Regions from separate parts of the Homo sapiens genome. Here region 2 is linked to region 1. Evidence: chromatin loops called from intact Hi-C (ENCODE). Cell type or tissue: CD14-positive monocyte. All regions are shown on one strand. Links, peaks and the distances in the headings refer to the core of each region. The heading gives the core; the rest is flanking DNA. Region 1 overlaps SORL1 (sortilin related receptor 1). Region 2 has its middle 39 kb from the start of SORL1.

The links. Peaks named below come from ENCODE experiments on the same cell type or tissue, not always from the same donor. Only the 100,000 strongest peaks of a DNase experiment are listed, where the experiment ranks them.
Region 2: it touches region 1 in a loop (6-fold over the local background); 3 of 110 quality-filtered maps call a loop at or near these places.

The regions. Positions count from the first base shown.
Region 1 is chr11:121,566,321-121,582,909 of GRCh38, forward strand. It overlaps SORL1 (sortilin related receptor 1), which reads left to right. Exons shown (of 48, transcript NM_003105.6): 22 at 620-793; 23 at 3,837-3,950; 24 at 7,921-8,043; 25 at 10,961-11,080. Among named protein-coding and RNA genes, the nearest start is that of SORL1-AS1, 120 kb to the left of the region's middle. RefSeq lists enhancers at 3,634-3,683, 3,794-3,963, 4,424-4,925, 4,926-5,425 and a silencer at 10,475-10,554. In CD14-positive monocyte, for the core only: no CTCF peak of the experiment used is centred there; DNase peaks (open chromatin) are centred at 8,431, 9,091, 10,401 and 12,021; H3K27ac peaks cover 3,161 bases.
Region 2 is chr11:121,405,029-121,421,617 of GRCh38, forward strand. No RefSeq gene overlaps it. Among named protein-coding and RNA genes, the nearest start is that of SORL1, 39 kb to the right of the region's middle. RefSeq lists enhancers at 1,068-1,947, 2,235-2,736. In CD14-positive monocyte, for the core only: no CTCF peak of the experiment used is centred there; DNase peaks (open chromatin) are centred at 12,393, 13,713 and 14,993; H3K4me3 peaks cover 2,623 bases; H3K27ac peaks cover 3,509 bases.

The DNA of each region.
Region 1 (16,589 bases), core at 7,045-12,044:
GTGTTGTAATTGAGAAGTCCAAAGACATTCTGGTTCTTTTTTAAATTAAAAAAAAAAATTTTTTTTAAGGGATAGGATCTTGCTATATTGCCCAGGCTGGATTCGAGCTACCAGGCTCAAGTGATCCTCCTGCCTCAGCCTCCTGAGTAGCTGGGGCTACAGGTGCGTGCTGCCATGCCTGGCCTCCTTAAGTCTCTTTTAGTCTCCTGACGGTCTGCAGACTGAGCTTATCTGCATACCCAGAGTTTTGACTTCCACACGGTTTTGGCTTGCCATGTGCCACTTCAACACCCATGCTCTGTGACCCTTTCCCTGGCTCCAGCTCCTTGGTTGCTTTCTTGTCTTTCAGTGACCCAATTACAAATTCCCAGGAGGAACCCTGCTGCCTGGCTTGGCTCTGGGGCAGTCTGATCTGGCTGAAGACAGGATGCAAGTCACTGGTTATACTGAGCAGAAGTTTTCAGCACAGTAGGCGCCCCAAAGCTTGCCACTTGACCCTTGAGAGCTTCTCGCTGTCCTTTCCGTAAGACGAGGAGGTTGCAGTGGGTCTCCTTCTTGTATTCAGTACCTCCCTCATGGTGTGTATTAACCTACCTGCTGCTGTTTGTCTTCCCTCCAGGAAGCAATGCCTGTGTGCCCAGGCCATGCAGCCTGCTGTGCCTGCCCAAGGCCAACAACAGTAGAAGCTGCAGGTGTCCAGAGGATGTGTCCAGCAGTGTGCTTCCATCAGGGGACCTGATGTGTGACTGCCCTCAGGGCTATCAGCTCAAGAACAATACCTGTGTCAAACAAGGTACTTCCCTTTTTCTTTTTTGCCTGTCATCCTCCTTCCTTTGTTTCCTGCTCCCCGCCAGGGGAGGGAGGGATAGCTCTCTGTTTCCTAACCTTTTCGTGTTATTGGAAAAAGTCCAAGGTAAAAATCAAACCTACCAGATACTCATAAGAATACTGGTTTGGGTTCTAAGTCCTGGTAAGGGTCAAAGAGGCCCTTCAGTCCTCACTCAGAACAGGCCTATGCTGTACCTTTCTAAGTAGTAGCTGTGGTTTTTGGTTTCATGTCAGATGGCACAGGCTTTCTTCAGGGTCTCCCTTTTTATTCTTTTGCTTCTTCCTCTCCTCACCCATCCCTCACATCCAGGTTTCTTACCTGCTCCTGTTTTGCATAAGTTGGACCAACCTGATTGGGAAAAATAACCAGTGTGACTCCTTCCGCGTTTACTCTCACCTAACGGTTGTCCATCCTCTCACCGTAGCCTAGCCCAGTGTGTCCTGAACTTTCAGACCAATGTTTGCAAAGCACTTTGAGTCTAGACCTTATGCCATGACCAAGCAGCAAGAGCAGCCTTACACCCACTCCCCCTCTGAATTTGAATATAGAGATTTAACATTTCTTTCCTCCGAAATTTAAAAAGTTTTTCCTTCCTGTGTAATTTTTACTGTCACCACTTCCCCCGCCTCCAGCATCACGTTTCTGTGAGTGAGGTGAACCCCTGCAAGGGCACCTTGCCATGAAGTGCATGGATTGATGGCCAGAATTTCTGCTTTTCCTTATCTGTGATTCTATTTGCCTTTTTTTTTATATATATTTTAAAGAGACAAGAAAGAGACAGGGTCTTGCTGTATTGCCCAGGCTGGCACATTCACGGCTCACTGCAGCTTCAACTCAAACTCCTGGGCTCAAGGGATCCTCCTGTCTCAGCTTCCCATGAAGCTAGGACTACAGGCACGAGCCCAGCTAATTTCTTTTATAGGGACGAGGTCTCACTTTGTTGCCCAGTCTGGTCTTGAACATCTGGGCTCAAGGGATCCTCCCTCCTCTGCCTCCCAAGGAGCTGGGATCACAGGCATGAGCCACTGTGCCTACTCTATTTGCTTTGTAATCCTAACCCTGCTTCTCACAGCGGCCCAAGTCCAAGGCAGTGAAACACACAATACAAGCCTTTTAGTCAATCTTCCTTAAGAAATATAAACAGAAAAAAGATGAGCCTTTCTTTCTTAGAAACAAGAGACTTTCTTTCAGGCTATGGATACAATCTTAAAACTGTTTGGAAAGAAATAGAATCAACACTAAATTCCAAGAGAAGGGGAAGAAAGCTACTCCATATTTCCCATTAGAATGCCTTTGATTATCCAAATATGAGACCAATCATCGCATGTCCTTGATGCAGTTTGCCAAACTATACATTTTTTTTCTGTAAGGAATTTTAATTGCTTGCTTTAAAGTAGTCATGGGGCAGAAAAATTTCTCAGAGTATTGAGAAAATCTTCATAACTCATTTGCTTGATAGATAGAATATATATGGATATATATAACTATGTATATAAAAACATACCTATAGATATATTGAATCTGTATGTTTTAATTCTGTGTAGACACAGTCCATTAAGGAGTTCTGTGTGTAATTAGTATTTTATAATGTTGATGTACTGTATTCACTACCCAATAGACTCAACTGGTATTGTGGTTATCCTTCTTAAAGCATTGTATCTGCTTCTAAATATTTCTTCCAGCCTCCTCCTCTCTTTTGATTTTAACTAAAAGAGGAAAGCAAGAGGCTAGTATGGGACATTTCCTTCCCTGTAGACACGTGTGCTTGGCATTCCTCCTCCCCCTTTACCATCATGTTACTTGTTGTGGGAAGTCCGGGACCCCGAACGGAGGGACCAGCTGAAGCCATGGCAGAAGAACGTGGATTGTGAAGATTTTATGGACATTTATTAGTTCCCCAAATTAATACTTTTATAATTTCTTATGCCTGTCTTTACTGCAGTCTCTGAACATAAATTGTGAAGATTTCACGGACACTTATCACTTCCCCAATCAATACCCTTGTGATTTCCTATGCCTGTCTTTACTTTAATCTCTTAATCCCGTCATCTTCGTAAGCTGAGGAGGATGTATGTCGCCTCAGGACCCTGTGATGATTGCATTAACTGCACAAATTGTAGAGCATGTGTGTTTGAACAATATGAAATCTGGGCACCTTGAAAAAAGAACAGGATAACAGCAATGTTCAGGGAACAAGACAGATAACCTTAAACTCTGACTGCCGGTGAGCCGGGCGGAACAGAGCCACATTTCTCTTCTTTCAAAAGGAAATGGGAGAAATATCGCTGAATTCTTTTTCCCAGCAAGGAACATCCCTGAGAAAGAGAATGCGTCCCTGAGGGTAGGCTTCTAAAATGGCCGCTTCGAGGGGCGGCCATCTTTTATGGTCGAAGCTGTAGGGATGAAATAAACCCCAGTCTCCTGTAGTGCTCCTAGGCTTATTAGGATGAGGAAATTCCTGCCTAATAAATTTTGGTCAGACTGGTTGTCTGCTCTCAAACTCTGTCTCCTGATAAGATGTTATCAGTGACAATGCGTGCCCAAAACTTCATTAGCAATTTTAATTTCGCCCCGTCCTGTGGTCCTGTGATCTTGCCCTGCCTCCATTTGCCTTGTGATATTCTATTACCTTGTGAAGCACATGATCTCTGTGACCCACACCTTATTCGTACACTCCCTCCCCTTTTGAAATCACTAATAAAAACTTGGTGGTTTTACGGCTCAGGGGGCATCACGGAACCTGCCGACATGTGATGTCTCCCCAGACACCCAGCTTTAAAATTTCTCTCTTTTTTTACGCTGTCCCTTTATTTCTCAGACCGGCCGACACTTAGGGAAAATAGAAAAGAACCTATGTGAAATATCGGGGGTGAATTTCACCCGATATCTGGCTGAATTTCCCCCGATAGTTACTAAAGGGAGGGAAACTCAAAAGAGAAAGACCTGTGGTCCAGCAGTAAGAATAATATTGGTTTCATTTCCTCCCCTGCCGCACTCTGATGGGTAGAGAACACCTGTCTTCGCAACCAGTATCGCTGCAGCAACGGGAACTGTATCAACAGCATTTGGTGGTGTGACTTTGACAACGACTGTGGAGACATGAGCGATGAGAGAAACTGCCGTGAGTCTTCTGGATTGGACGTTAAGCACTTACCATTACTCAGAAGCCTGGTTGGCTCTTCCCAGGCTGAGGGCCTAAGGTCTAGGGCGAGGGCCACCCATGATTGGTGATGCCCATCTAAGTTGATGGGGCTTAGATGACAGAGAAAACATATTTCCATACACAGGTAGATATTAGATATATAGGATTAATATTATATACATAATATTTTTTTAACCACCCCAGAAGTACCACTCGTTACAAGAGATTTATAAATAAACGTCACATGGCTGAAACTGAATTGATTTGGCAATCTGGGCTCTAATCTTGGCTGTGGCTCTGTAATAAAGCTGGTGACTTGGGGCGAGTAAACAGGTGATATTCTTTGATTTGGAAATTCAATATTCAGCCTTTTTAGGGATGGGAAATGAGTATTTACTCCAGTTGGTTGATGTTGGCTACCTACCAGGCTCAAGAGAGATTGTTTTCATTGGTTAGTAATGCATAGCTTGGCCTACAGTGTGGGGCCATTGGTGTACATGCCATGTAAGTGTCATCTTTAGGCTGTATAATTTTTAAGATCTGACTTCTAAAGTATAAGACTGTGGTTAGCAGAAGTTAAAACCAAACAACCACAAATAACAGATAGTTTATTAACCATGAATTTTCACTATCTTTTCTTCACTTAATTTTTAATAGCTTCGACATTATCTTATAAGGAGATGATTTGCCCTTTTGTCAGTCATGCACTCACTCAACAAGCAGTTGCTATACACCCTGTGTTCCAGGCTCTGTGCTGGGCCTGCATATATATTGCCGATCAAGGCAGAAACGGAGTTCACAGTCTGAAGTAGGAGTCAGAAAAATAGGCAGTTACAGTAGAGTGACGGGCACTGCGATGCGGAAGTGTCATATGCATGTAGGATGGGCACCCAAAGCAAACTTGGGCAGGCCCTAGCAAAGAGCTCTGGAGAGTGTCTGGGGTGAACCAAGCAGAGGTGGAGGGAATCAATTCACAGGCAAGGGAGCAGCATGTGGGGAAGCTGGCATGGCCAGGAAACTGGTTTGAGTTATGGAGAATGGGCATGGGCACAGGGGCCAAGGTGAAGTTAGATGAGTGGGCAGCGCCCAGGACAGCAAGGGCTTTGTGGACTTTATCGGAGAAGCAGTTGGGAACCACTGATGTCATGTGATGAAAGTTCATCTTTGGAAGGATAAGTAGTGGGCAGAATGCGTTTGATGGAGAGAGACCAGAAGCAGGAACCAAGTCAGAGGCTTCTCTTTTATATATTTTACCTTTGGCAACCCAGGGGCTCATTTACCCATTTGTACTGTAAGAACAGATTAATGGGAAGCTCTAGATACTCATTTAGCCAGTCATCCGTGGGGCCTGTGCCCGGCTCCCCTGCCACTTCACCCAGAAAGCAACTTGTGAAATATCCAGCTCATTAAACACATCTGGGCCCTGCAATCCTATAGACTCCCCCTTTTGGCTGATAGAGGGTTATTTACAAAGCCTTTCCTTAATCGTTTTCCCTTGGATTCAGAGGGTGCCTTTCACACCGAGGGAGTAGAGCTTATTTGCTGAATGGCAGATTTGGGAAAGCACTAGCCTCTCTGTGTCTTTTCTGCAAAAAATAAGGCCTATAAAGCCTCCTTTATCAGAGTTGCAGGAAGGTGTGATATTTGTGGGGGAATAGCCAAAGCTCTTTAAAAACATTAATGCTTATTAACAGCATTGAAGCAGATAATGGAAAGGAGTTTATTACATATCTGGGTGGGATAGAAGATGCTTCTTAGAATTAACAAGTTACAAGGAAATTGCCCAGACATAATTAGGCACAGTGGAAGCAGGGAGATACAAACCAGATGACCTCATATCCAAGAGTGAGGGACACAGGTGGCAGAGCATTCCTCCTTGTGCCCTTGGGCTTGGTTTCTACTAAATGGACAAGCTGAATCTTGTATTGGCTCCGAGTTTTGAGAGGAATGAAGACCTGCATCTTTTGGGAGGCACCTGCTGCCTCCAATGGCTTCCTCCCACCCAGCCCCTGAGCTCTGTTGCAGACTGCACAGTTGTGCATGAAGGATGGAGCTGGCCCTGCCCTCCTCCCAGCTTGGCGTGAATGTCAGCTGGGATTCACTTTCCAGAGACCCCGAGACCTACTTTCTGCTCCGTCGTCTCCCTGTTTCACCTGGCTCAGGTCTACACATGTCAGATGGAGCTGAGGCGTGGAGAGGAGGAACCAGAAGGATTTAAAACTCAGAGACTGGGAGTCAAGAGAGAGGGGCTTATCTGTGCCTGCATGTGTGTCTCCCTCATCAAGGAGGTTGCGTGTGGAGGAGAGAGGTTCCCTGTTTCTAAGCAGGGCTGCAGGAGCTGGACCGCAGTGACTGAGTACTGCCATGTGGGGAGTTAAGTGAGGCACCCTGCCAGCTGCCAGGGAGCAGTGGAGGAGGGGGGACACCGGGATGCAGGAGGGTGTTGTCAGTGGGTTTCCCTCCCTCTTACACAGATTCCTCTAGCTGGGTGACTGTCAGGCACTCAGGGTTTTGACGCGAATCCCTGCAGTCTTGTCATTTTGCATTCATCCCCTGCCTCCCACCACGAGCTCAATTACAGAGAAGAAATGGAGCCTCAAATAAGAGCTGCCAGGATGTCTAACGGCAGCATTGCTATTTGGCATTTCGTGCACGACAACCCCTCCCCCGTGCCAGCATTCTGTTCTGCCACATTTTACCTCCTGGGTCAGCCTTTCACTCTCCTGAGAGCAGCCTGCCTTCCCCTCGCCTTTCCTGGAGGGTGTTTCACGGGGTGCCAGGGATTGTGCTTAAGCACAGGAAATATCTACTTAGGAGAGGAAGAAAAATCTAATTCTGTATCCATTCTAATGCCAGAAGGACATGAGGAATGATGAGGAAGAGAAGTGACATTTGTTTAGAGCCCATTATATTTACATCCTATTTAATAGGCTCTGGTTCCAAACTTGTTCCCTGGTTTATCTTCATAATAATGCTACCAAGTAAAGGCAGGTTAAGTAAGTTGTAGGTTGCAGACTCAATTCAAATCTAGTCTTTCTGGCTGGGCGTGGTGGCTCATGCCTGTAATCCTAGCACTTTGGGAGGCTGAGGCAGGCAGATCACTTGAGGCCAGGAGTTCAAGACCATCCTGGCCAACATGGCAAAACCCCATCTGTACTAAAAATACAAAAATTAACTGGGGCTGGTGGTGGGTGCCTGTAATCCCAGCTACTCAGGAGGCTGAGGCTGGAGAAATCGCTTGAACCTGGGAGGCGGAGGTTGCAGTGAGCCGAGATTGCGCCACTGCACTCCAGCCTGGGCAACAGAGCGAGACTCCATCTCAAAAAACAGAAAAACAAATCTAGTCTCTCTGACTGTGATCTCAAGCACTAGGACACATTATCTTACCCAGTTTTACTGTTGAGAAAACAGCCGTAGGGAGATTAAAATTAATTTCCCCAGGAAGAGGTAGAGCCACGATTTGGTACCCAGTCTTGACTGACTGCAGACAGAGCCTATGTTCCTACTGTAGAATTCTACCTCCATGCTGCCTTTACCATCTGTACAATGAAGTGCTAACTTCTTGTGTGAAATTGAGCTTCTCTAATCGTAGTTTCATAGATAAAGGTATTTCTGTCACTTATTTAGGAAGACACTTTTCGCGTCTGAAGGGATCTTAGGAGGTCACCTAGCCTGTCACTCTCTCTCGCCAACAGATGACAGTTTCTCACTTTTCCCCGTCCTGTTCCGATCTGGAAGCTGTCCACAGAAAGATATGCCCTTATCTCTCTTGGTTGTAAATTTCAAGCTCTCATGTAATTTATGTCTTCTGTAAGTCTAGGTTTAATTTCTGTTGCTACAATTAATACCTGCTTTCTTCTATTTTTTAATTGGTTTTCCAGTAGGATGTTTACATTTGTGGGAAATCAATTGTACCTAAGGAATATGTTGTCTTTCTATCCCATTTTAGCTACCACCATCTGTGACCTGGACACCCAGTTTCGTTGCCAGGAGTCTGGGACTTGTATCCCACTGTCCTATAAATGTGACCTTGAGGATGACTGTGGAGACAACAGTGATGAAAGTCATTGTGGTAAGGGGACATCACATCCTGAAACCCTGCTCTGGAGAGGGGGGTCATTGTGCTCCCTCACAGGGCTGTACTGGTATGTACTGGTTTTCTGATAGCCGTCTCAGGATTTATGATATTCTAGCTGAATGGCTTTCTCCATCCACATGGTGGGGTTGAGTCATTTCTCTGTCCATTCTTAAAGAGTTTGTTTGCTGCTTTTCACGAGGATTCAGTTCGCTGGAGACACTTGCGAACTGGGACCCTAGATTCCCATTAACTCTGGATGGGACCCTAGATTCCCATTAACTCTGGATCAAGTGTCTCCAGCAGAACTGAATCCTCATGATTCATGGTCAGAAAAGATGGAGCCTGGACTCAGCTCCTGTCACTTACTCTTAGATTAGCCTTTGTTTTCTAGTCTGAAAAATGGGGAAATGGACCCTGCTTTGCCTTGGAGAGATGCTATAAGGATGAAAGGTGATGGTAAGGAAGTAAATTTCTGAATGAATTCAGGGGGTTATTAACAGCTCTACAGGCTTGGCCCACATGTCTCAGTGGGTGTGAGATTAGCCTGCTGAAGACACAAATCTGCACCTCTGTGAACTGTTCTTTTTTTTTTAACCAATTTAATTCATTCAACTCTGTTATTATTAGAAGTTAGCAGATGGTATAGGCATTGAGTGAGCATCTGTTTTCTGAATGGACATTTTTATATTTAGAAAAACAGTGGGTTACAATTCCAAGGAATGATAGAGATTCTCTGGTCCAATCCTTTTAATTTCTACTTTCTAAAGTGACTGAGGTCTGTAGAGGTCAGGGGGCTTATTCAAGGTGACACAATTAGTTTGTGTCAGAATGGGGAACTGGAATCCATGTCTCCCATTTTCTAATCCTCCACTATTTCTGTTGCACAGTACCTCCTTGTCAGTTTCATGAGACCCATCTTAGTTAACAGTCCCTGGTCCCAGACTCATAGTTGCTGACCTCCGAAGGAGACATTATGCAATCAGCATGGTGTGCCAGATTGAGGCATGAGAGGGAAGTGAGAGTGGAGGTCAGACGCTGACCCAGACGTGGTGATGAGTTGGCGGGGCCCTACTGTGCCCTCTCTCCCTGTCCACGGGGGGCAGGTCCAGCCACGCTGTGCTTACGCACATGGACACAGCCTGCTTGATTATGAGCAGGTGGTTTGACTCACAGCAGCTGAAATAAGGGGAGCAAGGGCAGCTTGTAAATCATCTCAATGCAAGTTAACCAGCAGAGCAGAGCCTAGGCCATTTCCACACAGAAAATACCCCTAGCCTGGCTCTTGGAAGGTTTTTAAAAAATTCCCAGTTTTCCTTCTTCAAGTGCCTGAAAACATGTCCTTGGAATGTGCAACTATTTCCCCTTCATCCCTGCCATTTCCTTCCCAGCACTCTTAGAAGGTTGAAATGTGTAGCTAGTTTTGCCCTAGTAAGAAGGAAACTTCACGTGGTTCCCTCTTTCTGGTATCATTGAGCTCACGTACTGGGTACATGTTTGACTGTGAAGCAGTTTCAGCCCCCTGATCCTCTGTTCATGGCTCATTCTTACTAGTTTGTCCTGAATTCATCCCAGGGTCCCGGTTAGCCCCTTCCTCTGATGCAGGTCCTCTTCGTAAGTTTCCACACTCTTCCTCAAAAATATCTGATTTACTAGCTTTGCCATCAACAAGCCTCTTGGCGAGAATGACTGAGACGGCTGCCTTGGGCCCCACGCTTGGCTGCTCCTGTTTTCTGACGCTCTGTAAACTCCATGTGAAAGTTCTATGCCACAGTCTATTTGGGCTGTGATAACAAAATACTTAGTGTAGGTAATTTATAAACAATAGTATTTTGTTTCTCACAGTACTGGAGACTGGGAGGTCCAAGACTGAGGTGCCAGCAGACTTATTGTCTAGTGAGGGCCTGTTCCTCATAGATGGTACCTTCACTGCAGCGTCAGATGGCACCTCTGCTTCTGGAAGGACTGCAGGGAAATGCTTCTATCTGTACGCAAGCGTGGCAGAAGGAGTGAACAGCTCCCTCCCACCTCTTTCTTAAGGACACTAATCCTATTCATGAGGGCTCTGCCCCCATGACTTAATTACCTCACAGGGGTCCCATCTCTTAATAATATCACATTGGTGATTAAGTTTCAACATACAAATTTGAAGTTTCAACATATGAAGTATAAACATTTGAATTTTCCTAGCCTCCAGAACCGAGAGAAATAAATTGCTATTGTTTATAAGCTCAGCCTATAGCATTCTGTCTTCATGATCTCCCCAGGAGCTTTGAAGGCTATTGCCAGGGCAGCCTCCTTCCCCTTCTTGGTCAAGCTCTGCTGGTTGGTTCTTACCAGGCCCCCACCCTTCTAGAGACAGCGCATCCACCCGTGTCCCTGGAGCTCTGCCCACAGAAAGTCCCGAGTTATGTTTCCTCCGTTTTGGGAGCTCAGCACTGATTTTACTCTCTCTGACTGAGCATCTCACGGTGATCAGCTCATGCAGACCTCTCGGCACTCCTTTTCTCAAACCACAGGCTGTGTCTGTAGGAGTCCTCTGTTTCTTGAAAGTTCTACTTCCTGGCCTCCTCTATCACTGCTTCCTAACCTTCTTCCCATCATAGCAAGCATAGAAAATAATATATGTGGAGAGCACTGGGATGAATGGACAAGGATGCTGTTGTCAAGAGGCAAGCAGCTCTAAGGGTCTGAGGGTCTCAGAATCTCAGCCCACCTGTAACCCATTTGCAGCACACTGACTGGAAGCTGTTAAATGACCTTTTGTCCCTGGTAAAAGTCTCTTCGTTCATGGTCTCTGTGGATCATTGGTGATCACGGGTCCATCTCCATCCTTTATGAGAGCTTTGACACCAGAGACAAAATTCTGAACAAGCTTTTGTCCTCACCTCTCTGTTTATGGTCTCACCTGCAGAAATGCACCAGTGCCGGAGTGACGAGTACAACTGCAGTTCCGGCATGTGCATCCGCTCCTCCTGGGTATGTGACGGGGACAACGACTGCAGGGACTGGTCTGATGAAGCCAACTGTACCGGTCAGTACTTCCTGGACTCAGTTGACAGCACTCATCCGTTCATGCAGTGGTTAACATTATAGCTTTAAACGATCGGAAAATCTAGGCTCTGAGAATTAGCTTGGACCTTAGAAATCAGCGAGTTTCATGCTTCTCAAAGAGCTGGTCTTTGATGAGATAAGGAACCTGTGCCAGAATGTAAATCAACACCCTGCTTTCAACTGATTAAACAGTGTTCTGAGTGATATCGTTGATTTATGTTCTGGCTCAAGCTTCTTATTCATTCAGGACCAGTGTTAAACAGTTTTCAGACCAGCCCCTCGGCTGGGGTCCATACTTTGAGTAAGCACTGAACTAGCTCATGTTTTTTAAAATGGAGCATCAGGGGGTTCCCCAGACAAGGAAAATGTAAACTGTGTTTGTACCCGTTTTGGGTAAGATTTTATTAAAAGTAAAGATGGAAACAACATGAATGTGCTAGGTGCTATAAGGTAGGGGTAGTGTTCTCATTCTTTTGTTGGGTTCGCTTATGTTCATTACATTATTTTTATGAATGAGTGGATGAATGGTGGCCAGATATATTATGATGGGGCAGGGCAGACTGGGGGTGATAGGCAGTGGGTAGTGCAAGGAGTTGAGAAGCTTGTGGAGAAATGAAAACAAATTCCATTTTATAATCATCACTTTGTACCCCATTGTAATTTGTCCAAAAAACAAAAATTAAGGAATTTTTGTTCCAGATTTTATTACTCATTGAGTAAATTTGCTCTACAGCCTCCTTGAGAAGCTGTTATTCAGTTCTGTCTTGAACCCCTCTAGTGATTTTGGACTAGGGAGATAAAGATGTTTCCTTTAAACATTTCATGGTAAGGACAGATCTGTTTTTACACTCGGATAATTCAGACTTCATTGTGTAATTCATTGTTGAGTCATCTTCTCAATTATCTGAAGCCAGCTATTAATCTTGTGAATTATTGGACTTTTAAATCTCATGTCTTAACCTCCTCTGCCCCCAGAGTATCCCAGCACTTCCTACACTGCCCGGCATCTGGCGGCTCAAAGCACGCCTACTAATTGGTAAAAGGAAATACAAAGAAGGTACATCTGTTATATCTCAGACCTAAGGATAAATAACTGTGCATTATGCTCTGGCTTAGACTTGCTTCCCCACGGAGAGAGATGACCTCTTCTTTTACTCTTTTGTATTCTCTGCAGTGTCCAGCACATAATAGAGTATGTGCTCAGAGAACCTTTGTGGATTGAGTAATTTTATGCAACTGCTTCCCTCCATTCCTTTTAGTTTGGAGGTGACCTCATATGGCCTTAAGGGAGTGAATAGATCTCTTCAAATGCCATATACATCACATGGGATATTCTGTGGTGTTACCAAATCCTGTTCGCTTGTAAAGTCCACCCATGTTCTTTCTGGCGCAGCCTCTGTGTCTGCACCTCTGCTTCTGAAAAGACTGCAGGAAAATGCTTCTCTCTGTATATTAAAGCATGGTCTGCAGAAGGAGGAAGAACCGAGGCCCATAAAGGAGCTGCCGTTGGCACAGGAAACACGTGAATGCTGTTTGGAAGCTTTGGGTTTGGATGGATACTTAGTTAATAGATTAGAAGGGTGCACTTGGACATTGCAGTTTGTAAATTGCAGTATGATTGAACATCTTGTTAACACAACTGCCTTACTCAAATTTGCATTTCAGCAGCATGTGCCGGTCTTACAGAATGAATTGATTACTTCATTTCTATAGGCAAGCTTGTATAAACTCCTGGTTTTTTCTCTGATTTTCTTCCGGCAAGGCAAACTGGAGAAAACTTAAGAGTCCTTGCTGCTCAGCTGCAGCCTTGTTCCAAGGGCTGTTCTTCCAAACCTTTCAAGGATGATCCACCTTCTCTGTCATCTCAAAATAGTTGGAGGTCAGATGTGAGCTCATGGTGATGTGTGGCATGACACCTCATTTTCAGACCTACTAAATTAAGCTGCGTACAGTGCCAAAAGAAATAGGTCAAGGTAGCTGACCTCCTGTTGGCATCAGCTTGGATGCGCACTCTGCTGTGCGTCCTCTTTGCTTTTCTTTTCGCCACTTTTACTTTCCACGAGGCTGTTTCTTTATTCACCTCAACCCACCGCTATTGTTTTTAAACGTGTACATCTGATTTCTGTGTGTTTTTTTAGGACAATTACCTGTAGACATTTTATTTGTATTCTTAACATCTTTCCTCTCTCCTAGATATATGGGGACTTTAGAATTTGATCCAAATCTCTGCCTACAGTTCCAGTACTAAAATACCTAGTATTTTAAACACTAAATATTTAGTATTTTAGTTTTATATTAAAAAATCCTAAACTTCACTGTTACTCTTTTTAAATAACCACACTTCTGCATAGGCACACAGGTATTACCAACTACCTCTGTGTCTTGTTGCTAATGCCTCCCACCAATGTACATCCTTCAGGGGTTTTGCAGCAGGAGTCTATGAGTGGCAAACTCTTTCAAGGTTTTGTTATTATAGACATATATTTAATCCTCAATCTTGAATTCAAATGGGTCTGGGTTTCTAGGCTTTTAGTAATTTTCCGTATTTTCATAGAATTCTTCCATTTCTTCCTGGCCTCTTTTGTGTTGATTTGAATTCTGCTCTTAGTTGTCTGTTCAAATAATAACAGACACTCTTTTCTTTCTAATTACCTTTAGGTTATATTGCTCTTAGTTTTACCTACCTAGGTGTGGAATTATTTTTACTTATCCTGCTTGAGACTTTGTTTGTTTTAAGATCTGAGAATTTTTCGAAAGACAACTCTGGGAAGTTACAGCTACTAACTCTTCAACTATACCTGTTGGCTACTTTCTCTGGTCTTGTCTTCAGCAGTTACTCTAAGCCATTCGTTGGACTGCCTCATTCTGTTGTTCTCTTCCCTCCTGTTTTTATATTTGCTGTCTCTTTATGACTCTGTGCTAGAATCTGAGCGACTTCTCTAGATTTATCTTCCAGTTCAACAATTCTCTTTTCAGCTAACTCTAATCTGCTGTTTCACATATACATGGAGCTGTTTTTTTTATTTCCATGAGTATACGTTTTGTATCTAGAATTTCTGTTTGGTTCTTTTTCAAATCTGCCTTTTATTTTTCAGTGTTCTTTTTTTAATACTTTATGTTTTTTCTTCTCTGTCATTAATCATTCAAATTGTGATGATAGTCATTTTTTTCCTCATGCACTTACTTTTTTTTTTTTTTTTTTGAGACAGGGTTTTGTCTTGTCTCCCAGGCTGGAGGGTAGTGGCGCGATGACAGCTCACTGTAGCCTTGACCTCCTGGGCTCAATCCATCTTCCCGCCTTAGCCTCTTGAGTAGCTGGGGCTACAGACATGTGCCATCATGCCTGGCTAATTTTTGTATGTTTTGTAGAGATGGGGTTTTGCCATATTGCCCAGGCTGGTCTCGAACTCCTGGGTGCAAGTGATCCTCTTACCTTGTCCTCTCAAAGTGCTGGGATTACAGGTATGAGCTACTGCACCTGGTCCCCTTCTCATACACTTTTTTTTTTTTTTTTGAGACGGGGTCTCTGTCGCCCAGGCTAGAGTACAGTGGTGCGATCTTGGCTTACTGCATCCTCTGTCTCCCAGGTTCAAGCAATTCTCCTGCCTCAGCCTCACGAGTAGCTGGGACTACAGATGTGTGCCAGCAGGCCTGGCTAGTTTTGTGTTTTTAGTAGAGATGAGTTTTTACCATGTTGGCCAAGCTTGTCTCTAACTCCTGATCTCAAAGTGATCCACCCTCCTCGGCCTCCCAAAGTGCTGGGATTACAGGTATGAGCTACCACGCCTCATGCGTTTCTTTATAGTCTAGCGCTTTGTAAGAAATAAGGCAGTACTTTCCCTGTTATACTACTTATTTCATCCATTCTACTCTGCTCATGTTTGGTTAATGCTTTTAATCAGGCATTCCAGCAGGTCTTGATGAATCAGGAAAGTTCTGCCTGAGTCAAAGATTAAGTTGTAGGATATTGACCTATATTAGAAACTGATGTTAGATTTCCACGATTGTTTACCACACGAACTTCACCATTCTTATAGTTACAATGAATCCTACCATGCAGAGGATTCTTTTTCTTCCCTAAATTCTTCAGTCTGGATTAAAGTCCATCTCTTCCATCCTTGTAATTAAAAAAAAAATATGTATTAAGCATGCAGTATTTACCGGGCACTCAAAATCAGAGCTCATAAGTTACTAAGAAGATAGAAAAATCTAGAAAAAGATAATGCGTTATGTATTCCAGCCATACCTGGCCACTTGAATGCAAACTGATTACTCTTTCTGAGCTCAGCTTCTGTGATAGAATCTGGAGATCTCAGCCATGCCTCCCAGAATTGTCATTTGGAAACTTCACTAGCACTCTGAAATGGTTTTCAATTAAAAATGAAATGCAGAGGCTGAATAATAACTAGATTAGTATGGCAATTGGTTTAGGCAACTTTATATTTTATGAATGTGAGCAAGGTGTCGGTGAGGGATGTTTTGAAAGGCTGTCAGACTTGTGACACGAATAAATCAAAAGTATTCCAGGCGATGGCTGTTACTGGGGCAGAAACTCATGTAACATGCATGATACATTTATTCCTCTTATCAGAAATAAGTATAGTTTTTAAAGATGTTTAATGGATTCTGAGTGCCAAAGGTTGTAAATATTGAAACTTCTTATAGTTGTATATACATGCTGCCAAATACAGCCTTGGTCCTTGGAGAGATGGGAAGACATAGATAATGAGCTACCACTTGTTTTAAAGTGGTTTGAAAAATCAGGTTCTTTGGATTTCTGACCATTGCAAAAAATAGCCTCAAATGCAGTAAAATTCCTGAGGACATCATAAACCAATTTTCCCAGTCCTTGGGCAGCTTACTGCCAACTGTCTCAGTTGAATAGAAAACTATAGTTTGCTCTCAGCAACCCACTTCTGTGTGTTTTGTTTCTTTCCGTTGTGGTGTCATCCTCTCCACACAGTTAAACTAACAGAGAGTCCGTCTATCTAGGTTCTATTATCTTATGCTGGTTGTAAACAAGGCCAGTCCTGGCTTGCATTCAGCAATGAACAGACACAAACAGCTTTCTGTTTCAGAGGAGGAAGAGGAAATCAGATGGAGAGGACCGTTAGGAGTGTTGGTTGGGTTGGAGGCACATATTACGCATTTGAACTAGTGTTTGACTGAGTTTTTGAGGTGGTTCTAAATGACTTCCAGGTGGCCTCAGCCCATGTGTGCAGAGGAGGCTGTTCATGTTTAACAGTGACTCTCTTTCACTAGCTTCTTTTTTGCTTCTAGTGATTATAGTGGACACCACATATTATTGGCTGGTAGATGTTCCTCTCAACTCTACAGAAAGACAATTTCAAGTTCTTAGGCCTGCTTTCTTTGTGATTTTGGATGACTCTTTTATATTCCTCTGGCCTGAGGTTTTTCACACTTGAAATTGGATTTTTTTTTTAAAGAATTGTAATGTATGGCCTTCCAGAACTTAGCAGGGCCCTTAG
Region 2 (16,589 bases), core at 11,078-16,077, 160 kb before region 1:
ATAAATAAAAAAATTAGGTTGGGTGTGGTGGCTCAAGCCTGTAATCTCGGCACTTTGGGAGGCTGAGGAGGGTGGATCACTTGAGGTCAGGAGTTCACGACCAGCCTGGCCAACATGGTGAAACCCCGTCTATACTAAAAATACAAAAATTAGCCAGGCATGATGGCAGGTGCCTGTAATCCCAGCTACTTGGGAGGCTGTGGCATGAAAATCGCTTGAACCCGGGAGGCGGAGGTTGCAGTGAGCTGAGATTGCACCACTGCACTCCAGCCTGGGTGATACAGACAGACTCAGCCTAAAAAAATATTAGCCAGGCACAGTGGTGGGCATCTGTATTCTCAGCTATTCGTGAGGCTGAGGCAGGAGGATCACTTGAACTTGGGAGGTTGAGGCTGCAGTGAGCCAAGATTACACCACTGGACTCCAACTTGGGTGACAAAGTGAGACCCTGTCTCAAAAAAATGAAATAAAGTAACGATGCTGGCCTTTGAGATTGGAGTGATGCAGCCACAAGCCAAGAAATTCTGGCAGGCATCAGAAGCTAAAAGAGGCATGGAACAGATTCTCCCATAGAGCCTCTGAAGGACACATAACCCTGCTGACACCTTGATTTCAGCCCAGTGATACTGATTTCAAACATCCAATATCCAGAACAGGGAAAGAACAATTTTCTGTTGTTTTTAGCCTCCCAATTTGTGTTGTAGCAGCTTCAGGAGACGAATACAAAAAGAAAACAAAAGGGAAGCTCAGATTTTAAAACAGACAAAAAAATAATACAAAAGGGGAACAAAAAGAGAAATGAGAACAATTTTTTTTTTTTTTTTAAAAAAGAAACACAAATGGAAATACTAGCCAGCATCATAGGACTGGACTGGATGCTTGTTGAAGGACTGGAAGCTTCCCCTTAAGATTGGAATCAAAGCATGGATGTCTACTCTTACATTTCTATTATTACTAGCTACTGAAATAAGACAAGGAAAAGAACAAAATGGCTTACAGATTAGAAAGGAAGCTGTAAAAGGACTTTATTCATAGACAACATGAGAGTGTATTTAGAGAATGATATCTCAAAATTCCACCCAAAAAACCCAAACTTACTAGAAATTAATCAATTTAGCAAAGTGTAGGGGAGAAAAAAAAAAAGCTTCCCCTTTGCCCTTGGAAGGTTTGCTGAAAAGTCAAGTCACAAAAGGCATAGAAATAGGAGAAAAGGCATACAAATAAATGTATTTGACCATAGTTTCATGTGACACAGGAGCCTTCAGAATGAACCTAATCCCTCAGTGGGGTGCAAAAGCCTATATACCATCTTGAGGTTACAGAAAGAATTTAGGCTCAGAGTGCAGCCCAAAACAGGTTATGGTAGTAAATCAGGTTATGGTGGCAAGACAGGTCCTGGGAGAGAAAGAAGAGGAGACCTGGCCAGCAAAGGTGGTCTTGTTATGTAGATGAAACTTCACAGGTAGCAATCTTCAGAGAGAATAGACGGTCAATGCTTCTTTTCAGGCCTTTACAGGTATCAGACTCTTAGTCTTTCCTAGATTCAGGCAAGGGAAGTTCCGGCTGCATCAATGCAGATTCTCTGCAGATGCAAATCTCCCCACAAAAGACAGCTTTGCAGGGCCACTTCTGTTTGCTGGCCCTCTGACACCCAGCTCAAAATATGTCAAAGAAATATATTTGGAGATAAAATATTTTTATTTCCTCCAGTTCCTACTTTGAAACTTAAAAAAACTTTACATATTAAGAGCCAACGCTGATAGCTTTGGAGAGTTTTGGGTTAGAGGTTGTTAGATAGAGATAGGCAAAAGAGTGAAAAGACAAATTGGGATAAGCAGAAAAGAGCAAATTTAAATATAACGTCCCATTTCTTCTTTAGTCGGTCTCTCAGTCCTGAGAATAGATCAGTTCAGTTAAACAGCTGTGTCCCATTCCAGGAGGTGGCATTGCAGATGGGCTAGGCCTCTATATCTGATCCAGGCAAGCAGATCTTTAATAAGAGATATTTGTATGGAAACAGAAGAAAAACAAAGGGCCATGTCTGTAGTAGCTTGTACCATAGTTTTTCTGGTCTCTGAAGCATCTTCAGATTGCTATGACAATCAGAAAGATTTTTTTTTTTGAATTGTAGTTTGAATTAGGTATTCAAGTGAACTTTCTGAGTACTGCATACCTCATCAGGCATGAAGTCTGTTTATATATAAGTTGATGTTATTTCTCTCAAAGTTTATTAAAGTTGTCTAGCTTCGATTTTAAGGACTTTAAGAAAAACACAGTTTTAATTTATAAATTGAAAATAATATCCTATGCCCCCCAACCAACTGAACAGACCCCCTCTTGGCCGGGGGCGGATTCCAAAGAAACCTATAAAACTAAATTTCAGGCCATGATGGGAAGGGAGGTCAGACATGCCTCATTATGCCCCTTCCCTTTTGGAGTTTAGGCAAGACTGACCAGCATTAACATTAAAATAGAGATCATAAGATTGACAGAATAGACTCTTTGTGGCAAGAAGATAACCAGATTCCAACCTGACTCAAACATAGCATCACATGACAGCCGATCCTGAAGGAAATCAAAATATTTTACCCCAAAATATATTTCTCTGACATATTTTTAAATGGCCCCGCAAAGCCAGCTTTTGTGGGGGAAATTTACATCTGTAGAGAATCTCTGTTAATACAGTCAGGACTTTCCTGGACCTAGGAAAGATTAACTAACTTTCTGACACCTTTTAAGTTCTGAAAAGAGATATTTGTCATCTATTCCCTCTAAAGATTTTTATATGGAGACTTCATCTATATAACAAAACCTTGGCCTCCACAACCCCCCTTATCTGAACTCAAGCATGTCTTTCAACTGACTTCGAATCTTTAGACAAAGCTGAACTCTTTCAACAAATTGCCAATCAGAAAATCTTTGAATCCACCTGTGACCTGTAAGCACTTGCTTTGAGATGTCCCACCTTACCGGGACATCTCCAATGTACACATTATATGCATTGACTTATGTTTTTGCCTGTAACTTCTGTCTCCCTAAAATGTATAAAACAAAACTATAACCTGACAGCCTTGGGCACACTTTCTCAGAATTTCTTGAGACTGTTCTCTGGGCTGTGGTCACTCATATTGGGTCAGGATAAGCCTCTTTAAATATTTTATAAAGTTTTTTTGTTGTTGTTGTTTGTCAACGCATTTCTAGTAATTCCAAGTCAGAAAAAAATTAAATAAAAATTTGACAACATTAGTTTGGAGACTTGTAGCCAGGAAAGAATTCAGGATCCAGTACAAGTTGCAGGCAAATGATAAAATCTCAAAAACAATGAACAAGGCTAGAATCTAATAACAGATGTTCTACAGTTTTCCTTTGAAACATAATTTTCTCTCTCCGGTTCCCTAAATTTCTTTTTTTTTTTTTTTTGAGACAGAGTTTCACTCCTGTTGCCCAGGCTGGAGTGCAATGGTGCGATCTCAGCTAACTGCAACCTCCACCTCCCGGGTTAAAATGATTCTCCTGCCTCAGCCTCCTTTGTAGCTGGGATTACAGGCATGTGCCACCACGCCCGGCTAATTTTTGTATTTTTAGTAGTGATGGGGTTTCGCCATGTTAACCAGACTGGTCTCGAACTCCTGACCTCAGGTGATCCGCCCGCCTTGGCCTCCCAAAGTGCTGGGATTACAGGCGTGAGCCATCACACCTGGCCCAGTCCCGCAAATTTCTACCAAAGACAAATCATAGCAGGACAAATTTATTTGTAAAATAAGTTTTTATCTTATTATACTTGGCCTGGTTATTTGCATAAAGTGCAGCAAGAATAGTGATTGACCATACAGGCTTTTCTCAAATTGGCTTTGTGGAAACATTTTCATAAGAAATCTCAGATTAGACTTTTAAAAGCCTTGAGGCTATAAAACCAAGGCAAGGATTTGTCATTAATCATTGACTGTCTGCAATGCCTGTATGAATTGGGTAAATTCTTCTCTTCTTGAGGTCCCAAAATAACTTGAGGTTCCTGGGCACGTCAGAAAGTAACACTCGTCACTTACCACAGGTCAGGAACCTTGTGAAGAAACTGTGTACCTTGTAAAGGTACCTTTTCAGTCAAGGTACACAGGTCAGGAAACTTGCAAAGAAACTGGGTTTTTTATTAGCTCTATAAAGTCAACTTCAATTCCTCAAAGCAATCTGGTCATATCTGAAAATATTCCATTCCAGTCAAATCCTCCAAAAGAATACAGATTCATATTGAATGTACGCAAATAGCTGTCTTGTCCTAAATTAAGAATAATCAAAAAAGTTTCCAAATTCTGGAGATATCAGGTAGAAAGAAAGATAAATGCTTCAAATTTTGCTCACGAAGTATACTTTACCCAATTTCTTGTAAGCTATAAATAGCTCAAAAGAAAAGGGTTTTTTTTGTTTTTTTTTGTTTTTTTTTTTGTTTTTTTTTTGTTTTTTTTTGACTCTGGAAATCAAAACATAAAAAGAATTAGCTATGTATCAAACAAAAAGTTTTTTAGTCCTTTCTTAGTTCAGCCCCATGTAATTAGCTCTTGTTCTGCTTGATGTTGGGTTAGCAATCCTCATGAGCACATCAGCTTTTTAATTAGAATCCTGGAAGGTTTTTTTCCCTAGTCCAATGGTATGATATCCAAAGTTAGAAAACTGTATTCAGGAGACCTTCCCTGAATTTCTTTCAGAGAAAGCAAATTTTGGACCGTAGTTCATTATAAACTGCTTTTTTTAAAAGAAGAATCAAAGTAAAACAATAATTGTCTATGAGTGACAAAAGTTTTAGCCATAAATACAGACACAATTGACAAGAACATTTCGTTGTTTTATGGCATGCAACAATTGAACATAATAATTCCAATTATTATTGATAATGTATACCAAGACACATCAGAATTTTAGGAAATCATACAATTTGGAGCACATATTAGTAACATATTTATACAAACATAACCCTCCAAAAGTTAAACACCATTTCTTATTTAATAATGCTTTCCATATGATTTTAACATACCAAATAAGCGTAATATGTCTCTCTTGGATGTCTAGGGGCCCTAACATTCAAAAAGTTAGTTTGAGGTCAAAAAGAATGAATTTCAGATCTGAAATTTTGATTTTGGAAAGTTTGTCAGATATTAAAGGTTTAAAACACTTGCTCAAAATAGGATCACAGCTCACTGTGAAATAATAGTGATTCATGTAGCCAAAGTGATGATTCAAAGATTTCAAAAAGCAAAAACCTTTATTCTTTGATGGGAAGGAATACAGCTTTCAAAACAATCATAAGACCTAATAGAAACCATTAGGCAAACAAAATCTCTCTCTCCCTCTCTTCCCTCTACCCCACCTTTTTTTTTTTTCAGTTTACGCAAAAGTACACCAAAAAATATTTTACTATCCCTTAATACTACACAAAAATCTTGTTCAAAAGAGAAAACCTAATTCTACCTTTGTATCAGTGTATTATTAATGTTACAGCTAATTTTAATAAAACTTTATAGGCTGGGCACAGTGGCTTATGCCTGTAATCCCAGGACTTTGGGATGTGAGGCAAGAGGATTGCTTGAGCCCAGGAGTTTGAGGCAAACCTGGGAAAAACTCCCCCTTTGCCCTCAGAAGTTTCACTGAAAAATCAACTCACAAAAGGCTAGTATTACAGTAGGAAAAAAAGGCATACAGATGTATTTGATCACAGTTTTATATGACATAGGAGCCTTCAGAATGAAGACCCAATCCTCCAATGGGGTGCAGAAGCTTCTATACCATCTTGAGGTTAGAGAGAATGCGGCTCAGAGCATGACCCAAAGCAGGTTATGATGGTAAATATGGTGATGGTGGCCAGGCACGGTGACTCACGTCTGTAATACCAGCAGTTTGGGAGGCGGAAGTGGGTGGATCACCTGAGGTCAGGAGTTCGAGACCAGCCTGGCCAACATGGCAAAAACTCATCTCTACTAAAAATACAAAAATTAGCCGGGCATGGTGGTGCGTGCCTGTAATCCCAGCTACTAGGGGAACTGAGGCAGGAGGATCGTTTGAACCTCGGAGGCAGAGGTTGCAGTGAGCCAAGATCGTGCCACCGCACTCCAGCTTGGGCAACAGAGCAAGACTCTGTCTCAAAAAAAAAAAAAAAAAAAAAAGGTGATGGTGGCAAGAGAAGTCCTGGGAAGGAAAGAAGAAGAGGCCTGGCCACCAAAGGTTGTCTTGTATGGAGATGAAACCTCACAGGTAGCAGTCTTCAGAGAGAATAGATGGTAATGCTTCTTTTCAGACCTTTAAAGATGTCAGTCTCTCAGTGAATCTTTCCTAGATCTGGGCAAAGGAAGGCCTGGCTGCATCAATGCAGATTCTCTGCAGATGCAAATCTCCCTGAAAATTTCAAATCTGAAATTTTGATTTTGGAAAGTTTGTCAGATACTAAAGGTTTAAAACACTTGCTCAAAATAGGATCACAGCTCACTGTGAAATAATAGTGATTCATGTAGCCAAAGTGATGATTCAAAGATTTCAAAAAGCAAAAACCTTTATTCTTTGATGGGAAGGAATAAGACAGCTTTACAGGGCCACTTCTGTTTGCTGGCCCTCTGACAGCCATCTCAAAATATGTCAAAGAAATATTTGGAGGTAAAATATTTTTATTTCTTTCAAAGCTTATAGGATAGAATTTTAACATAAAAATCAATTACATTTCTACGTATTAATAATGAAAAATTGAAAATGATTTTTAAAGTAATATATATATAAAACAGTGTAAAAAAATCCATGGGTATGAATTTAATGAATGATGAGCAAGACCTCCACACTGAGAAATTAAGAAAGGCCTCACTAAATGGAGAGACAGACAAGAAGAGTTGATAATGCTCCACATGGAGGACGCTGTAGGGAAATGGCATTGCTGTACATTGTTCTTGGTTACTTTTTCTAAATAAATGTCCTAATGATTACATAATTATATGATAATAATAATAGCTACCACTTTTTAGTGCTGGATGTGACTGACAAATTAACTCCCTATAAGGGCAGCTCTGAACTTGGCACTTCTCTGCTCAAAAACTCCTTTTTATTCATAGGCTCAAGGACTAACTATTATGGCATTCACAAGCCTCCACTATTGGCTCCAAACTCCCTTGCCATATTCACCTCCTACATTTTCCCTCATATACACCTTATACTCTAGCCACACTGGATTCCTTGCCATTTCCCAGTTTAAGATTTTGACCTTAACGCCTTGGCTCATGATATTCCCTGCCTTTAGCCAACTCTTCCCCTTCCCTAACCAGTCATCTCTGGCTGGGGCCTGGCTCCCAGTACCTTACAGAACTTAGCACACTGTGGGGCACTTAACATATTTCCAGTGTGGTAAATAGTTGCGAAATGAATAAGAGAAGTGTGGTTCATTGACCCCAATCCCAGAGGAAAGGGTAAATGGATGTGTGTGATTCTGAATAAAGACAAATGGGGATAATGGGGATAAAATGTCTGTTTAAAAAGTGCAGGCAGCTTGGCGTGGTGGCCCACGCCTGTAATCCCAGCATTTTGGGAGGCTGAGGCAGGTGGATCACTTGAAGTCAGGAGTTTGAGACCAGTCTGACCAACAGGGTGAAACCCTCTCTTTAGTAAAACTACAAAAATTAGCCAGGCGTGGTGGTGTGCACCTGTAATCCCAGCTACTTGGGAGTCTGAGGCAGGAGAATCACTTGAAACTGGGAGGCAGAGTTTGCAGTGAGCCGAGATCTCACCACTGTACTCCAGCCTAGGTGACAGAGTGAGACCCTATCTCAAAAAAGAAAAAAAAAGTGCAGGCAAATCTCCTTATTTGGCAGGCCTCTTTGAAACAGATTGTGATAATGAGTCAAAGCCACAATCATCCCAGAATCCCCCCCAGTTCTGGAGGATTCAGAGATATTTAGTAATTCTGCATTTATGTGTTTTTTTCTATTACTTACTCATAGAATCACAACTTTTTTTAATATATAGATGATCAGCAAAGCTTTTAATTGATTTATTGATTGAAGTATCTTCTATTATAGCCAAAAGAGAGTTTTGAAATCATCTAGACAAGGAGCCTCAAATGAGTTGTTTTAAACTGGTCCAGTTGATACAGGGTGTTGTCATGAGACAGGGTAGGGATGGAGCTTGGCTTCAGCTCACCCCTACTACGGCATTCTTTCTTGCATTCCACCGTACTAGTCAGTGTTCTCCACAGGGGCAGAACCAATAGGATACATGTGTATATATATAAGGCAGAGTTTATTAGGGAGAATTGGCTCACACAATTACAATCATGAAAACCCATGATAGGTCGTTTGTGAGCTGGGGAAGAGAGAAGCTGGTAGTGGCTCAGTCTGAGTCTGAAAGCCTCAAAAACCAGGAAGCCAACAATGCAGCCTTCAGTCTGTGGCCAAAGGCCAAGAGACCCCGGAAAGCCACGGGCGCAAGTCCCAGAGTCCAAAGGCTGAAGAACCTGGAGTCTGATGTCCAAGGGCAGGAGGAGCGGAAGGTGGCATCCAGCATGGGAGAAAGAAGGAAGCCAGAAGATTCAGCAAGCAAAGTTATCCCACCTTCCTTTTTTTTCTTTAACTTTTTCATTTTTATTTTTATTGTTTTTTTGAGACAGGGTCTTGCTCTGTCACCCAGGCTGGAGTGCAGTGGCACGATCTCAGTGCAGTGGCATGATCCCAGCTCACTGCAACCTCCACTTCCCACGTTCAAGTGATCCTCCTGCCTCAGCCTCCCAAGTAGCTGGGACTACAGGTGTGCACCACCATGCCCGGCTAATTTTTGTATTTTTAGTAGAGATGGGGTTTCACCATGTTGGCTAGGCTGGTCTCAAACTCCTGACCTCACGCCTGTAATTCCAGCACTTTGGGAGGCCGAGGTGGGCAGATCAGGAGGTCAGGAGTTTGAGACCAGCCTGGCCAATATGGTGAACCCACCTCTACTGAAAACACAAAAATTAGCCATGGATGGTGGCACACTCCTGTAGTCCCAGCTATTCAAGAGGGTGAGGCAGGAGAATTGCTTGAACCTGGGAGGCAGAGGTTGCAGTGAGCCGAGATCGTTCCACTGCACTCCAGCCTGGGTGACAGAGTGAGACTCCATCTCAAGGCAAAATAATAATAATAATAATAATAATAATAATAATAATAATAATAATAATAATAATAATCCCTAACAGCTTTTTTTCAGAGAGCCAGCTGGAGAATCCTTTTGCCTCTGCTATCTCCCTTTGGCTGTCTCTCTTGTGCTCTAGCACAAGCCCCAAAATAGAATCCTTGTCCAGGAAACCTGCTTGGCCTTATGTTAATTTTCATTACATGGGGAGCCACAGCCTCTTGGCCTGTAACATATTCAGGATGGCTTCATAAAGGAACAACTAGTGCAGTTGCCTGGGGCCCCACACTTACAAGGACCCATGCTTGGTTCAATGTTCTACTATTGCAGTCTTGAAATTCTTATTATTTTGAACAAGGGGCCCTGCAAATTATATAATCAGTTCTGTGTACATCTCCTCATGTTCAGCCTTCCTTCCCTCCATGTACCTCTCCTGCAGTAAGACAATTCCAATGTCTGGAGGCAGCTGGAAAGCATTGCATGTGGAACACTGGAGGTTGCATCTTCTCACCCGTCCATCTTTGCGGATTACTTCTCAATTTCTACTAGGAAAGCCTGGAGACTTCTGAGATAGTCCAAGTTCCCCATTTTACACATAAGAATACCAAGATCCAGAGATGCAAGTTCCTCCAGCTACCACTTAAATTATTTAGGTATCCTTTTCCAGGTATCTTACATTGCTATTATACCAAATAAAAATTATAACAGGCAACACTGAAAGAGAATGAGGTCAGAGAAATTAATGATCATGGCAGGATATGGGATCTGGACCTGTTTCTATATAAGACAGAGGCTGGTTCGAACCGTAGGCAGAATTCCTGAGCTCTCTCACCAGCAACATTTTCACCTTCATCTCCATCTCAACATCGCAGACTTTGAAGAACTAAAAGGATCTTTGAGGTTACATTCCTAGCCCAGGAGTCCTTAAAAAGATAACATCTAAGTCCTGGGATTCTTAATTTTTGAGTGGAGGCCTGTTTCATTTTTGGGACACCTTGGTTATTAGAAAGTATATTCTCTTTATAAAGAACAGAAGTCAGCCTCTCCATAAATTCCAACTACAGCAATCAATGGCCCTACAGGATGACAAACAATAACTCTCTCCACCTAAAAGCTTTTCGGATAATTGCAACTAGCTTTATATCTACCACCCCTTCCTCTAGGCTGTTTTGTTCTTTTTCCTAGTTGAACACCCAGTTCTCTACAATGTCCCACAGTGATGGAGTTTCTAAACACCTTCCTATTCTTATCTCTCATCTGTGGTGATCCTCAGAGCCACTAAAAATCATTAGGTTATAAAATGAAAAGAAAACAAAGCAAAAGTATCATGACAGTTTAAAAATGTGCTAAGTAAAAAAATCAGTAATTATAATCCCAGCACTTTGAGAGGCTGAGGCAGGAGGATTGCTTGAGCCCAGGAGTTTGAGACTAGCCTGGGAAATATGGGGAGAATAAGTGAGTACCACCTTAAAAATTTCGTAATTTTAAAAAAATTAGCTGGATGTGATGGCACACACCTGTGGTCCTAGCTACTCAGGAGTCTGAGGCAAGAGGATAGCTTGAGCCCGGGAGGTCAAGGCTGCAGTGAACTGAGATCGCACCACTGCACTCCAGCCTGGGCAACAGAGAAAGACCCTGACTCAAAAAAAATAGTCAGTAATAAAGTTCCAGGACTGGAAAGACTGTGACCAGGATTGTAGGGAAAGGTAAGTATGTAAGTCAAGGCTTTCTGTTGCAAGTGATAAAACCCATTTGGGACTTTCTTAAACAAATAACAGAATATTTTCATCCCAGAGCAAAAAGCCCTCTCCCCCTTCAGTTCCAGCTGGAAAAGGGCTCTGATTAGTCAAATTGGGTCACTGCCAATTCCTGGGTGGGGAAGTCATAGTTGGGTAAGAAGAGGAAAGAATCACCCAGATCACACGGACAGAGGAGGGAGCAGAGTATCACCAGGAGAGAGGTGAAGGTGTGGACATAGGCAAACAAACATAAAGGTGCCCTGCAGAGAGTGAGCCACAAAGTCAAAGACAAACACTAAATATTTTATTCAGTTATTGCACATTTATTTCTTTAGATGGGGTCTTGCTATGTTGCCCAAGCTGGTCTCAAACTCCTTGCCTCAAGCAATCCTCCCACTTCAGCTTCCCAAAGTGCTGGGATTATAGGCATGAGCCACTGTGCCTGGCCTTCTAGGGATTATTATTTAAAAAAAAAAAAAAAAAAGGAAGGTGTAGAGAGCACTCTAATATTCTAAGAATAGAGTTGTTAAGACAGCAGCAATGCTAGAAAAAAATTTTAATTGGCTAATGAGTAATATATATACTTTTTTTTTCTTTTTTGAGATGGAGTCTTGGTCTGTTGCCCAGGATGGAGTGCCAAGGCATGATCTTGGCTCACTGCAACCTCCGCCTCCTGGGTTCAAGCAATTCTCATGCCTCCCAAGTAGCTGGAATTACAGGCGTGTGCCACTACACCTGGCTAATTTTTGTATTTTTAGTAGAGACAGGGTTTCACCATATCGGCCAGGCTGGTCTCGAACTCCTGACCTCAGGTGATCCACCCGCCTTGGCCTCCCAAAGTTCTGGGATTACAGGGATGAGCCACCACGCCTGGCCTGATAGTTTTTTTTAAGGGAGATAAACAAGTAATGAAGAAACAAGAAAATGTTGAGTGCATTGATTTTTTAATTGATATCTAGTAAGAATGCAATTTAATATTTTGTGATGGGAAATAATTATAATTATTTAAATACATTTTAAAATGTTATAAAATCTGTGCTAATAGTGACTTGATATCTATTTGAAAAAGTGCTTTGAAAATTAAAACAGAATCAACTTATGATTACATGACAGTGGAAAACTATTGAGGCATTGAACACCTGGATGAAGGGTTCTCCTGTGCTGGGGGCTGTGGTCCTACTGCCTGGGCGGCCATTCTAAGGAAGAGGCACACAAGAGCTCATGCTGTGGGTGGACACGCTGGCTACATTTCTCATACACTGTTTTCTTGAGCACTGGGGAAACCCAGAGGAGGACACTTCATTTGTCCAATTAAAGATGGGATTTCATTGAGTGCTGCCTCAGAGCCCACAGACCACAGGCCCAGATGCATTCACAGCTGCCCAGAGCCAACAAGGTGGCTAGAATGTCAGCAAGAGGGGACACCGGGTGGTTCTAGTTTCCTTGTGGTTGGAGTCTGTTGAGTTAACAGCCCAAATCTGACCACACAGGCTTGGAACAGTGTGCAAGGGAGCAACCGAGAGGAAGTTAGCCAATGTTGGATCCGGGCCAGTCAACTTCTAAGAAAACGTGCCAGCAAGGGGCAGGGCCCTTGCCGAGAAGAGCTGGGCTCCTCTGGCTGTTTCTCATGGAGGCATAATTCAGTGGTGAAACCAATGCTCCCACAGGCCCCACACAAATGCTTCCTGCCCCTCCAAGCCTACAGAGCAATTGCTTTGCCTGAGGCCTCTCAAGTTGAAGGAAGATCAATAAGGCTGTCTGATAGATAATTGTGACTTGGAGCTCTTTGGATAGCTTGTCATGTTCTCTCGGAGGGCTTTGGCTTTGTTTATACAAAATGGGAAAAGGCTGTTAAACATTGAAACTTTTGATATTTTACTTTCCAAGAGGAACCACTATGGGCATTTAAAAACTCAGTCAGCAAATATTTATCAAGCAGCTTCTATCTGCAAAATACTGTGCTAAACTGTTGCAGATTCACAAGCGTGCTGTAATTAAGTTGTACACATGAGATTAACTATTTACAAACAATACACCTATGTTTATATATCAAATGAGTATTGTCATCTTTAGAACAATTATTTCAGGAGATAATACTCTTTTTTTTTTTTTTTTTTCTGAGATGGAGTCTTACTCTATTGCCCAGGCTGGAGTGCAGTGGTGCAATTTCAGCTCACTGCAACCCCTCCTCCCGGGTTCAAGTGATTCTCCTAGCTGGGATTACAGGCACACACCACCACGCCTGGTTAATTTTCGTATTTTTAGTAGAGACGGAATTTCACCCTGTTGGTCAAGCTTGTCTCGAACTCCTGACCTTGTGATTCTCCCACCTCGGCTTCCCAAAGTGCTGGGATTACAGGCGTGAGCCACCACACCCGGCCTTCAGGAGATAATATTCTTAATCCAATGGTGTTATCTGCGTAGAAAGTATTTTTAGAACATCTTTTCTTTGGGCATCACCTCAGAGCCTATGGTTCATTCTTTTGAATATGTTCAATGTTGCGAAGCCACTGAGAGTAGAGGCAAGATAAAATTGAGGAATATATTTTCTGATTTTAAAAAAATAAGTCCACACAAAAACATATGTGAATATTCAGAGTAGTTTTATTCATAATAACCCTGAACTGGAAACAACTCCAATGTCCATGCCTATGCAAAATGTGATAATATCCATACAATGGAATATTATTCAGCCCTAAAAAGAAATGAGGTACTCATACATGCTACTGAGGTAGATGGACTTGTTTTCCAATCAGACCCTTCTGATCAAAACAGGATGTAGCAGAGGAACTGGCGGAAACCAGCAGATGGTGACGAAAGCAACCTCTAGTTGCCCTCACTGCTCCTTAGCATAAAGACACTCCCACTAGTGCCAAGACAGTTTACAAATGCCATGGTAACGAGTGGGAAGTTGCCTTACATGGTTCCAGGAACTTCCCCGCCCCTTTTCGAGAAAATTCTGAATAATCCCATAATTAGCACTTAGTTAAGAGTAGGCAAAAATATAGCTGGCCAGCAATCTGTGACAGCTGTGGCAGCTGTTGCTCCTGCTTGGGACTGCAGCTGCTGCTGCTGCTCTAGGCTGCTCTGTTTATGGGACAGCACTGCTCTGCCTATGGAGTGGCCACCTTGCTGTACACTGCTGCTCTGGGCCACTCTGTCTACGGGTTAGCCCTGCTCTGCCTACGGGTTAGCCCTGCTCTGCCTATGGGTTAGCCCTGCTCTATGGAGCAGCCATTGTGATGTACACTGTTGCTCTAATAAACTTGCTTTCTTTCACTGTCAGCTGATTCTTGAATTCTTTTCTGAGTGAAACCAAGAACCCACCAAGCTAAGCTCCAGTTTTGGGGTGCATCTGCATCACTACAACATGGATGAACCTTGAAAACATTATGCTAAGCAAAATAAGCCAGTCGCAAAAGATCATATATGATAGGATTCCATTTATACGAGGTATCCAGAAAAGGCAAATCTATGCAGACAGAAAGTAGACTAGTGGTTGCCCGGGGCTAGGGATGGGAATAGGCGATGGAGGTGTTCTAAAATTGGATTGTGGTGAGGGTTGCATACTTGTGACTTTACTAAAAATCATCTAATCGTACACTTAAAGTGAGTGCATTTTATTATATGTAAATTATACCTCAATAAAGCTTTTTTGAAAAATGAAATGTGGCTAGACATGGCTCACTCGTGTAATTCCAGCATTTTGGGAGGCCAAGGCGGGCAGATCACTTGAGGTCAGGAGTTTGAGATCAACTTGGCCAACATAGTGAAACCCAGTCTCTACTAAAAATACAAAAATTAGCCAGGCATGGTGGCTCATGCCTGTAATCCCAGCTACTTGGGAGAATGAGGCAGGTGAATCGCTTGAACCCAGGAGGCGGAGGTTGCAGTGAGCCCACATCGCGCCACTGCACTCCAGCCTGGGCAATAAAGCAAGACTCTATCTCAAAAAAAAAAAGGAATATGATGATTATAAAGTATAAAAAATTGATTTTGGGGTGACATATGAACCAATTCTAAAGGCAAATGGAAAGGGTTAGAAAATTCTTCCCTCTCAGAGTTCTAAAAATCAGTTGAGCAATAGCAGCATCCTGAGAATGAATGTGCATCGCCTCCCAGGGTGACTGACAGCCAAGTCTCATTTACACACAGTCTGATGGGCACTACTCCAGTAGCGCAGTAACTATTCCAGAGCTATTGCCTTTCCCGAAGCTTACAGTCCACTGGGGAGATAAGAAATATAAAGATATTGACATCTGTCGATAAACAAAGTAAAATAAGTCAGCTCTGGTCAAATTGGCTTTTAAAACACTTTTTGCTCCTTTTACAGTGTGAGTTGATGGCACAGTAAGAGATAGTGGGGCTTTCCTTTTCATAGTCAGTTTGCAAAATCCCTACATAAAGGATTTTAAAAGATCAGTTATGAGGAGAGAAAATCCCCAGATGAGGGACATACTGTTTTTCCTCCCTCCCAAATTCCTCACTCCCTGAAATACCGCTGTGGTAATGGGAACCTTCCACTTGAGTCCTTTCGCCCCAGGTCCAAGAGAAATAACACCATGATTGATATTGCATTTTCAAAGTCACTGATACATAAAAATAACTTCCTAGCTATTGTCTAAATGAATGACTGCATTTTAGATTTCAGCTGACACAGGTCTGAAATCCCTCTCTTTGGTTTCAGTCCCCATTTCTCTGTAGAGCTGACGTTGGCAGCTTGAGGTTTTTCTTTAGTGGTGCACCAGTGACATCTCTCTCTTGCTACCTCTGTTTCTTGTCTTGGATTTTCTTCTCTAAAATCCAGAATGATTTTCCTCTTGCACTCTGCAGGATAAACCCATGCAATGTGGCTATGACATCAAACTCCATGCCAGGATGTGGAAGTGGGATTAGGAACATACAGGTGAAGCTTTGTATGATTTTGAAAGGTTTAGCACAGCAGGAAACTGGCCTTGTTACTCAGATAAATGCTAGTGACCTATCAAATGCAGGATTAAGTTTTTAAAATTTGCTCCCAAAGGCAATATGGAAAAATGGAGGGACTCAGGCTGTGGTTATAGTTCTCCTGAGGAATGGACAGATGTGTGCAGATATGTGCTGCAAAACCAGATTGCCTTTCCATGCCATTGAGAGGCCTCTTAAGGAATGTCTGATGAATATTAAGAGAGAACTCAATAAATGTGCATTGTGAAAAAGAGTTACTTAACACATTATAGCCATCTGAAGCCTAATATTGAATTAAAACGCCAAGTTACCAGTCACTAAAGAGGGGAGTCCAGAGTACAACAGTTGGAAAACTAAGCCAAAGACTTAGGAAGGTGCTACTGAATGTTCTCACTGTTATTGTGATCAGTGGCTGAGCACCTGGCAATTCCAGGGTAGGCCAGTAGGTCTGCAAAGAGGGGAGCCTTGGTGCTTAGTTTCTAAAACTTACCTGGGAAGCAATTGTGAATTAATCAGTCATTATAATCCATGAGCATACAATATTTCATGGCATTGTGGTGAACTGTTTTGTGATTGTATCAGCTTTGGGATGTAAATATTTAAAGAACACCAACTGTATCCACTTCATCTCAATTGCCAGTATTTAGTGTAGATTCTACAAAGATGCGTACACAAAATTACCTGATTTTGCTGACTTTATACAGGTCAGTAAGCTCAACTGAAAAGTTAGAAAAAACACAACCTCTTACTTCAATAAAATAAATTACGGTAGCCAAC